2 separate regions of the Homo sapiens genome follow, and region 2 is linked to region 1. Evidence: read pairs that join two places in POLR2A ChIA-PET (ENCODE). Cell type or tissue: OCI-LY7. All regions are shown on one strand. Region 1 overlaps VDR (vitamin D receptor). Region 2 overlaps COL2A1 (collagen type II alpha 1 chain).

Evidence for each region. ChIA-PET counts read pairs that join two places held together with the same protein. Peaks named below come from ENCODE experiments on the same cell type or tissue, not always from the same donor. Only the 100,000 strongest peaks of a DNase experiment are listed, where the experiment ranks them.
Region 2: POLR2A ChIA-PET joins it to region 1 with 12 read pairs; 3 of 35 experiments call an interaction of 5 or more read pairs at or near these places.

The regions. Positions count from the first base shown.
Region 1 is chr12:47,881,212-47,886,211 of GRCh38, forward strand. It overlaps VDR (vitamin D receptor), which reads right to left. Exons shown (of 10, transcript NM_000376.3): 2 at 1,483-1,563. Among named protein-coding and RNA genes, the nearest start is that of VDR, 21 kb to the right of the region's middle. RefSeq lists enhancers at 1,330-1,842, 1,980-2,089, 2,520-2,709. In OCI-LY7, no CTCF peak of the experiment used is centred here; DNase peaks (open chromatin) are centred at 1,610 and 2,200; H3K4me3 peaks cover 1,774 bases; H3K27ac peaks cover 1,895 bases.
Region 2 is chr12:47,990,989-47,995,988 of GRCh38, forward strand. It overlaps COL2A1 (collagen type II alpha 1 chain), which reads right to left. Exons shown (of 54, transcript NM_001844.5): 9 at 4,887-4,931; 10 at 4,722-4,775; 11 at 4,267-4,320; 12 at 3,436-3,489; 13 at 3,006-3,059; 14 at 2,821-2,874; 15 at 2,470-2,514; 16 at 1,890-1,943. Among named protein-coding and RNA genes, the nearest start is that of COL2A1, 11 kb to the right of the region's middle. In OCI-LY7, no CTCF peak of the experiment used is centred here; no DNase peak of the experiment used is centred here; H3K27ac peaks cover 272 bases.

The DNA.
Region 1 (5,000 bases):
TGGAGACCATTATCCTAAGGAAACAAAGCCAGAAACAGAAAACAAAATAGCACATGTTCTCACTTATAAGTGGGAACTAAACATCATGTACATATGGACATAAAGATGAGAACAATGGACACTGGGAATACAAGTGGACAGGGGCAGGGGCTGAAAAACAACCTATTGAGTACTATGCTCGCTACCTGGGAGACAATTCATTCATACTCAAAACCTCAGTATCTTGCAATATACCTTTGTAACAAACCTGCACAGGTACCCCCTGAACCTATAAGAAAAGTTCAGAAAAAAAGAACAAAGGAATGATTAACAGAAACCTTTGGAGAGATGAGATCGGGGAGGGGTGTGCATTATATAGTAGCAGTATTCTATTTTTTGAGTAGTGAGCATATGGTATCTTCTTCTTATTATTATTAGCAAAACACTACATCTATGTTTTGTATATCTGTGTTTGCATGCCCTTCTGAATATACAAAACGTTTCATAATTTAAAAAACAATTAAAAATAGAAAAAGTGCTTGTGGATCTATCAACATTGTCCCCAAAGACCATCCCAAGTCCAAGCTGATGCCTGCAGGTTTTAGAACATAGCACACATTCAAGATGTGGCCAGCATCCCGGAGGCCCAATATCATTGTGGGGTAATAGGGGAAACTGTCCAGGATGCTTGTGGCTTAACCCTGGGTCAGCTGAGATGCTGCAGCTCCGAGTCATCGTGGTGTTGCTACAGAGTCTGGGTCATCCAGGCTCCCAAGTATCCGGTGGATTTCGTGGAAAACAGAGAAATCAAATGGGGGGTAGGAAGGAATATCTGTTAAATCAGTCAACACATGTTCAGCATCACATGGACTCATTTGGAGATGCTATGATGCAAGCGAGTGGAACAACATACTACCACAGCACAGCAACGGGGCAGTCCTGCAATGGGGTGGGGTGCTGCCTTGACATCAGGAAGTCTCTATGCTGGGGGTGAAGGCTGGAAAGGCTGGATCAAGCAGCCAGAGGCCCACAGTGAATGAGACCATTTCAGGGGAGCTGACAGAAGACCCAACCCTGCTTGAGGTTATTTGCTGCTATCAAGAAGCCAGCGCCCAGGACCAGAGTCCACATGTGGAGATGTCCAAGCCTCTGTGGCTTGAGAGCTGAAAGTCCCAGGAATGACAGGCAGAGACTAAAGAAGGCAGCAAAGAGAAAGAGGAGATGGGGGCTGGATAGGAAACATCAGACGCACAGGAGAGCCCAGCCAGGGTCGTGGCTGGAGCCAGCAAGCCCCATCTCCTGAGCCCTTCTCTGAACTCCCACCCGCACCCCACACACTCATGCATCTCAGTTGCAGACTCTGCTGGCCCGGGACCCACCTTGCAAAATCCTGGGTGGTATCCCTTCCTTCCCCTGCCCACCACCTTCTTATGCCCCTCCCCCCCACCCCGCCCCTTGAAAACAGAAAGCCAGGGAAGTTGCGGCTGATGAGGAAACACCTACCTGAAGGAGCAGGGGGCAGGTAAGTGGAGCCCAGGGGTGCTCTTCTGTGAGGTCTCACAGACACTTCAGACCCAAAGGCTTCTGAAATGAAGAAGGGGAAACCTTTTATCTAAGGCGGAGCGCTGACCGCCTCCCCAGTCTCTAAGGAAGTGGGCACGAGAGGCTCTTTCCAGGGACTTTAGTCCCCAGATCAGTGACTGCAAACAGAAGTGGCTTGTTGGGAGCAGGCATGCCATGTCATCGCTGGCAGGGGTGTGGGGGTGGCGGCTGGGCAGCAGCCAGGATGGCCCTCCCTCGAGGCAGGGAGTAGCAGGAGCAGTGGGAAGCGGTGGCGGCAACCAGCCCCAGGCAGAAGGAAACAGCCTCCCGCCTAGGCACTCCTTCTCCTCTCACAGCCCAGGGTGTCAGGAGGGAGGAAGGGCCTTTTCGTTAGGGAGACCCACACTCTCACTACCCCCTCCATCTCCAGATTGTAGGCAGCTCAGGAAGCAGAGCAACTGGGCCATGTGTCCTGCTGCTAAGAGCGGGAAGACGGCTGCCCCAGGCAGGGCAGAGGAGGTGCCGCACAGGAGCTGGGAATGGGGCAGGCTTGGATGGCAGCCCACAGCCTTGGCCTCTTGGGACAGCTTCAAAGGCAGGTGTCTGAGATCTCCTGTCTGTGGAGACCGGGTGTAGGCGGAGCAGGTGTTGCAGGGGTTAAATACAGCAAAGCATTGCTTTCAAACAGGATGTTTTCTGCCACTTTTAGCTCTTCCCCAGACATGCTCAACACCCCCAGCTGCAGTAGGGTTGACTCTGCTGCCCAGACTCTGGATCTTAGCAGCTGGCTGGGGGGCCAGCAAGGAGGGATGGGCAGAATAGTATCCTTTCCACTTCCACTCACACCCGGCCCTACTTGTCCACCTGCAGACATAGACAAACAGACAGACACACACACACACAAACACACAAACACACACTTCTTTCCTTCTCTGATGCCAACAGGAGGTGACCCTGGCAAAGGCCTTTAAGTCAGACCCCAGATGGGGTATGTCTAGACCCCAGCTTTTGTCTTTCTTTGGAGACCTCTGTCTTCCAGTGGCCTAAGCAGGGAAGGGGGAGAGCTCAAGGGGCTTCCAAGACCTGGGCCCGGTCCTAGAACTGTGAGCCGACTGAGGCCACTTGCCACCCCCTCCAGTACTGCCAGCTCCCAGGGAGCATCTGAGGAAAACACTAGTGGACAATGAGCCAAGATAACCTAAGCTGGGCTGGCCCACCCCCACAAGAAGCATGGGCAGTGGGAGGTGTCTGCTGAGGACAGGCATGCTGCCACGTACCCCCAACCCAGGCCCTCCTTTGCCCCCTCTGCTCCTACTGCCCAAGTCCTTCCCAGCTGACCACGCTCTGCAGGGTTCCTCCTCTGGCCTTATTGATTCCTCAGGCTCCTTTCCTGGTGCTCAGGAAGGTGAGGTGGGGACCGGGTGGATGCAGAAAGGAGCACTGCTTTCCTATCCTCAATCCCTGTGGTTTTCAGAGGTCAGAGGTGACATCCAGATAGACAACCACCCTGGAACTTAAAAAAAATGTTTCCGGAGTATTTACTACATGCCAGGCCTGCTAAGCTCTGCATACATTATTTCATTTAGCCCTCACAACAGTTCTGTGAGGCAGGGAGCAGTCCTACTTGTAGCAAAGCCAAATTTCAGAGCACTCTGAGTGACTTACCCAGGGTCCCACAGCTAGGCAAGTGGTGGTTCCTGGGGCCAAATGAGGACAGGCTGATTGTAGTGCCCAACTGGGTCCTTTTGCAATGACAATCATCAGAGCAGATGCCTACTGCTCCGCACTGGGCCCTGCTCCATGGTTTTCCTGTGTCCTCACTCACTTCACTCTCATAAGAGCCTCCTCCAGTGGGTACTTTATTGCCCCTATCTTAGGGGTGGAAACTGAGGCGCAGGGAAGGTGATTGTCTTTGGAGCTGGATTTGAATCTAGGTAGCTTAGCTCTGAGTCATTTCTGCAACCCTAAGCCGTGGACACCTTTCACTTCCACTAAGTCAGGAGCAATGCAGAGAACAATCCCCAGGTCATGAGGGAAGAACCTGGGGATTGTTCTTTTCCTTCCAAGGATCCCCAGGCCAAGGGATGGCAGGCCTCAGCCAGGTTCCATCCACTTTCTGTCACCCAGCCCCTCTCATCTGGGAAAATCCCATTCAATAGATGGGCCTCTCCTCCTCACTCGACTTTCCAATAGTGGACGGTCCTTTTAGGAGAGATATCCTAGATTCAGCCTCTAAGTCCAAGTGCAAGCCTATAGGAAAGTGGGGCAAAGACATAAGGTGGAAAGGAGGACAGGTGGAAAAACTGCTTAATACCTGCCCTCTGCCACGTCACACGCCCACCCCACCAGCAATTCATGTTCTGAGTACACAGAACATCCCACTGCTTTTGCTGGGACCGTCCCCAGAGCAACCCTCTCCTGACCCTGCTTTAGAAATACCAAACCCCCAGCACTAAGCTTCAGAGAAGCAGAGGGGGAGGAGCTCAACTCTGTAGAAAGCCCCTGGCTTCCATCCCTCCAGGGCCTGCATCCCACATCAAAAACCCTGCCTGACCCTGACCCCAGTGCTGACCTTGCCTTAGCAAGAAATGAGAAGATAACACGTTTCCTTCCAGTCACTGAAGCCACAACCATTGCCTCTCCTACACGTCTGCCTGTCAGCCCACACCACAGGCGGCCCCATCTTGCGGCAGCTTCTGTTAAATGGGCATCCCCGGGGCCATCTCGCCTACGGCAGTCTTGCAGGGTGGCAATTGCCAGGTGTCCTGGGCAGAGCCCTGGGAGGACAAAAATCAAAGTCCCTCATGGCTCAGTTTAACTCCACATTGACTGGACCCTCCTAAGGGTGGTAAAGCTGTGACTCTGAGAAGGACCATGGAGTGGACAAGAAGTCTGACCGCTAATGTCTTTTCTAGCTCTGAGAGCATGCAACTCCAAGACTGGAATTCCCATCATGAGAAGCACTATTTTTTTTTCTTTTTAAGAGACAAGGTCTCCTCTGTTACCCAGGCTAGAGTGCAGTTGCACAATCACAGCTCACTGCAGCCTCTAATTCCTGGGCTCAAGCAATCTTCCACCTCAGCTTCTCAAGTAGCTGGGGTTACAGGTGTGAGCCACGCCAGGAAAGAAGACCTTAAATGAGATGAAGCTTTCTCCCTGATCCCTCATTAGCCAGATGAACCACAACATTCATGCCTCAGTGAGTGAGACTCACTCATCCTCAGATGCCAATGAGCAGGAAGGGCACAAAAGATGTGGCCCCTAATCGACCCCAGGAGAGGGGTCCTCTCTCTGCCAGGTTGGGACTGGAGTGATCTAAACTGGGCTTTCTAATTGTTGACATTGTTCCAAAGTTCCTACTCCTTCTAGAAAGAAATGGAAAGCTAAGCTATTTCCCCACAGAGTGGGAGACAATTCTTCTTCTTCCTAAAATTGCCACACACAGAGTCAACCAAGTGTTGGGCTTTTCCAGGAGAAGA
Region 2 (5,000 bases), 110 kb after region 1:
TAAATACAACTCAACTCTTCTTCCTGGCTGGGGTCCATTTCTCCTAACGGAGACTCTCCAGATTGGCATTTAAGAGGAAAGCAAGAGAAAACTTAGAAAAAATGTCAGCAGGAACATAAAGCTTCAGGATTGGCCACAGCCCCTCTGGGCTGGCCTGGCTGCTTCGGGAAGCAGTTCCTTGGGGAGCTCTGGAGCACCCTCTCCCCAGGGGTCAGCCAGCAGGAGGGCCCAGCCTGGGCCTGAGTGAAAGGGAGCTGCCATGCTGCTCTGAGAGGCCAGAACTAGGCTGACATCTGCCACCTCTCCCTGCAGCAAGTCTGGAGAGAGGATACAGGCCCAAGGGAGGGCACATGACCACAGCAGGCAGACACCAACCCAGCCCAGTCTCCAGGCCAGCCTTGACACTAGATCAGCACTTGGATCTCCATGAGCCTACCCCGTGTCTGGGGCCTGCACACCCCGGACACTGCACAGCCCCCTTCTGGAAGTCAAGGCTGAGAAGGCTGCTGGGATACCACAGAGCAGAGGCCTCGCAGAGCAGACTCCAGAGAGGAGTCTGATGGGAGGGGAGAGGGAGGAGTAGCAAAGAAGGGCTCAAAGGCAATGTTGTCAATCTTCTAAGCCAAATCCTACACACGCTGCCAGCCTAACTACCGTGCGGACAGGAACCAACAGAGAGAACCAAGAAGCAGGGCGGCTGTGCCCAGGAAGGAGGGAACAAGGACAGGAGATGGAGCTTGTCTTTAGCCCATGCAGACTAGGGCCACCGCAGCTCTGAGCCTCGCTAAAAGGCCACAAGCCAGCATCCTGCTAATCTGTAGAAACGGCAGTGTTTCTTGGCAGCCCCAGTGCTCTCTAATCCCCTCACACAAAGTGACCCTGGGGCAAGGCACTTCAGCAGCTCTGGCTGACAAAGGGGGGTCGAGGCTTCTGCTTATTTCACTGATCTGCCTTTGAGGGAAACTTCTGCCAAACAGACACATTAGCTGGAAAGCAGCACAACGGAGTGAAGCTGCTTTATTTTGGCCAGCCCTGCAAGGACCTGTGAGGAGGGGCCTCAGAGCTTGGGTGTTGGGGGTATGAAATCAGCAGAAAGCATAATCTTTCTTAAACACAGCTTTCATCGCATCACTCGCCTGACCAAGTGCCTACAAGGACTCTCTATTGCTAAGGAATCAGAGCTAAACGCCTCTGTCTGGCACCCTGCACCCTCCATCAGCTGCCAATCCCCTCACCCTTAATTTCCCACATTAACTAGAGGCCACCAGAGTCTAAGGCTGCAAGGCACTATTTATCTTAAGCTATTTCACCTTTCTGTGTCTCGGTTTTTTCATCCGTAAAATGGGGAGAAGAATAGAACCACCTCTCAGGATATGGAGGAAGATGAGATGAAGTAAAGCATATAGGGTATTAAACACAGGAAGTGCCTATGGAATGGTGGCCCCTGGTACTATAGCATAACATCCCTCACAGCAGCAGCCAGCATAGAGCCCTGTGAGTTGATGCTCACCTGTTCCACTTTTCTAGGGCATTTGAGCAACCAGGAAGAACAGAGAGTAGCACGGTGGTGCTATAGCCAGCTAAGTCTGTCTGTAAACTCCAGCTGGATTGCCCAGGGAGTGGGTGGTGGTTGTTGAAGGGATTACCTGATAATCTGGACTGGTTAAGAGAATCATGCTTTCACCCATCGACCCTCCCATTCCTATCCTTCCTCCTTCAACTGTGCAGACTCAGCCTGGGAAGTTTTGATGGGCACACTGGGGGTGAATTCTTAAGGGATAACAATACTCCCTATGCCTCACAGGGTTGTTTCGAGGGTCAAGAGAAACAAACCTGTAAACTCTAAAGTGCTCGGCAAATGGTGGTGTTTGGCTTTGTCAATTACTCACCGCAGCGCCAGCAGGGCCAGTCCGTCCTCTTTCACCAGGCAGGCCACGAGGACCCTGGAACACACACCAGGACAGCCTAAGCATGAGTTGGCTTTACGGTGCTCAGGGTGACCATTTCTACCTGCAGGCCCTTTGCGGATACCAGAGGAGAGGGAGGATGCCCACACCCAGGAAAACAAGGACCTCCTGATGGTGCTGGCTCCTTGACTAGCCAGGATGCCTCAGATCACACCCAACAGTTTTCTCCACAGGCGGAACACACGAATGTTCCTGTTGCTACCTATTGGGAACCTTTGTTACAAGCACACCTTGCTCCTTGCAGTAGATGAGCTTGACAAAATGTTGAGACTCAACAGAATTTTTTTAAATGGGAGCATCTTTAGTGTGATAAAATGGGTATCTTAAGGAAATGTTGGTGAAATCTTGAACAAATCATCTGTCTAATACATTTTGCTTTTTGCTCACAATCAGATGAAATCTACAACACAGAATATGAACTTTGCACAAAGGGAGCTCTTTGCAGCCATCTGATAGTCTGAAGAGTCTTTGATAAACCTTCCTGGAGGGTGTCCATACTTACCATTGGGCCCGGAGATCCGTTCTCACCCGGGGAACCACTCTCACCCTGGAAAAATGATGCACAAGGTCAGTGTCTGGGACCCCATTCTTGGCCGCCAGCAAACTCCTAGGGAAGACGCCAAAAGCCCTGGTCATCTCAGCTCGCACTGACACAAACTTCAGTCCTGTGAGGGACAATGCCCTGAGCTCTCCAGGCCTGCTGTTGGCCCATCAGGATGTAGGGCTGGTGTTCCCAGCCAAGGCTGTTCTGAGGAGCTAGTTCCACTGAGCTCCACAGTGTCTCCCTGGCTAGGAAGAGGGGCTCCTCATTGTCTCCCTCCTCCCCATCCCATTGTACTTTCTGGCCTCTCACCTTCACACCAGGAGCACCCGCCTCTCCCTTAGCACCGTCCAGGCCTGGATAACCCTAGGGAACAAGAGAAAATGTTCAATCAGACTTCTGGGAAACCCAAGTTGGAAGAAATGCACGCACCCCAAAGTGCTTTTCTCTCCCACCAGGCATCTCTTCCTTCCAACCTTCTCACCCGTGATACTTACTCTGTGACCTTTGACACCAGGAAGGCCTGGGGTTCCTGGGAAACCACGAGCACCCTGCAATCCAAAGTGGAGGTGTTCAGAGCACAGAGTAAAATAACAGTGGAAAGCTGCCCTGGGCTGCAGGAGGGCCTCCAGTTCCCTTGGGCCACCAGGGCGTTGTCTCGAATCCCCACACTTGGACAGCTCTTTCTGTAAAACCCAGACCACCCCTCCCCGTACCCCCCATTTTATGCAAAGTGGTATAAATAACAACTGCCCAGCCTCCCTCATGAGAGCCTGAGTGGAAATTACAAACATGGTCGTGATAAATATAGGGGCTACTGGCGTTTCATCTCAGAAGTGACCTCATTGAACTGGATGCACTGTGTTTAAGGCCACAGGGAGGGAGACGCTAGGAAAGATGCCTGAGGCTGGGAACGGTGGCGTTTACCTGAGGACCAGGCGGACCCCTTTCACCAGCTTTTCCAGGTTTTCCAGCTTCACCCTGAAGGGAGAGAGAGAGATATCCCAGCTTCCTCAGAGACGCAGTAGCATAGTGGGGGCACCCCAGAGGGCTTCCCTCCTTCCAGCCCTCCATGCCTTTGCCTACCGGCTCACTCATCTCCCTCACCTCCTTCAGACTCCACGTGCCTGGATGCCTTTCATGGGTCACCATTTATTCTTTTGGACACATGCATAGCCCATGGGCAAGCTCCTCTGTCCTCACCAGCCTCCAACTTCCCCTGAGAGGCTTTTTCTCTCCTCTCCTAGGTTCTGCTGACTGTATGTGCTCTCTCTAACCTCAAGAGACTTTTACTGTCTAATGCAATTCATAAAAATAGCACAAGAGTGCCAATTCTTGTCTCTTCATTTCGTTTGCATCCTTTGTAGACATCCTGACTCAGGCTGTGCTTTTTCTAACTCATTTACAATTAAGATAATGCTGGGTTGTTGAACGCTTCTTTCTTTGTTTTTCCTTCTCTACATCTTTCTGCCTTGTATTTTTTCTCTCCCTTCTCTCATTTCTCAATTTCCCTTCCTGGGGCTAATGATGTTTTAATTATTTGTCTTCCCCTTGGATCCAAAGCGGTCCCCAGGGAACTTGCCAGCACAGTCACAGTGGCCATATAGATAGGAGATGGCGTCAGGGTTTGGGACTGCCCAGTCTTGCTCCTCAAGATACCTCCACCCTGGGTGCCTCCCTGTCACTCCCCAAGCACACACCCTCTCCAGGCCCTTTCAAAGGAGGCAGCTCCTCATTTGTCTACTCGTGTATACTCACATCATCACCAGGCTTTCCAGGGGGACCAGGAGGACCACGGGGACCCATGGGACCCTACAAACAAAGGAAGATAGTTTAAGAGATGGTTATAGTGGGAAGACACCTAAGCAATGGACAAAACTTTGACATTGTAGTTTTGGAAGCCAGTTCTTCTATGAAGAAGAAAGATGGGAAGGTCAGAGCAAAGGTGCAGAGATCATAGTGGGACGCAGCAGATAGCACAGGCTGGGGTGACCCGGAAAGGGGGCTGTTAGGACAGAGTCCCTGGTGGTCCTTGCCACATTGGGCTGTCTGTCAGAGTTCCTCCACAGCTAGGAAGTGACATCCGAATTTCCTTGGGGCCACCGACTGTGGGAAAGAGCTGGGCAGAGCCTGGGAGGGACAGCAGCTGCGGTCCTAGTGGTCTATCATTAGAGGCTCCCCCAGAGAAGGGACAGGGCCGTGCTGGTACTCACAGAGACACCAGGTTCACCAGGTTCACCAGGATTGCCTTGAAATCCTTGAGGCCCCTAAAAAGTAAAATGAGGATACCAGGTCAATCCCTATAAACTGCTAAAACATCATAGTGCTTGGGAATCATCTGCGACACGATGGAGGCAAAAAGAATTGCAGATACTTACAGGAGCACCTGCAGGGCCTGGAGGTCCTCGAGGTCCCATGGGGCCCTGCATCGGAACAGAAAATGAGGGGTTTACTACACATGCTTCCTCAGTGGCCTCCAGTGTGCCATCTTC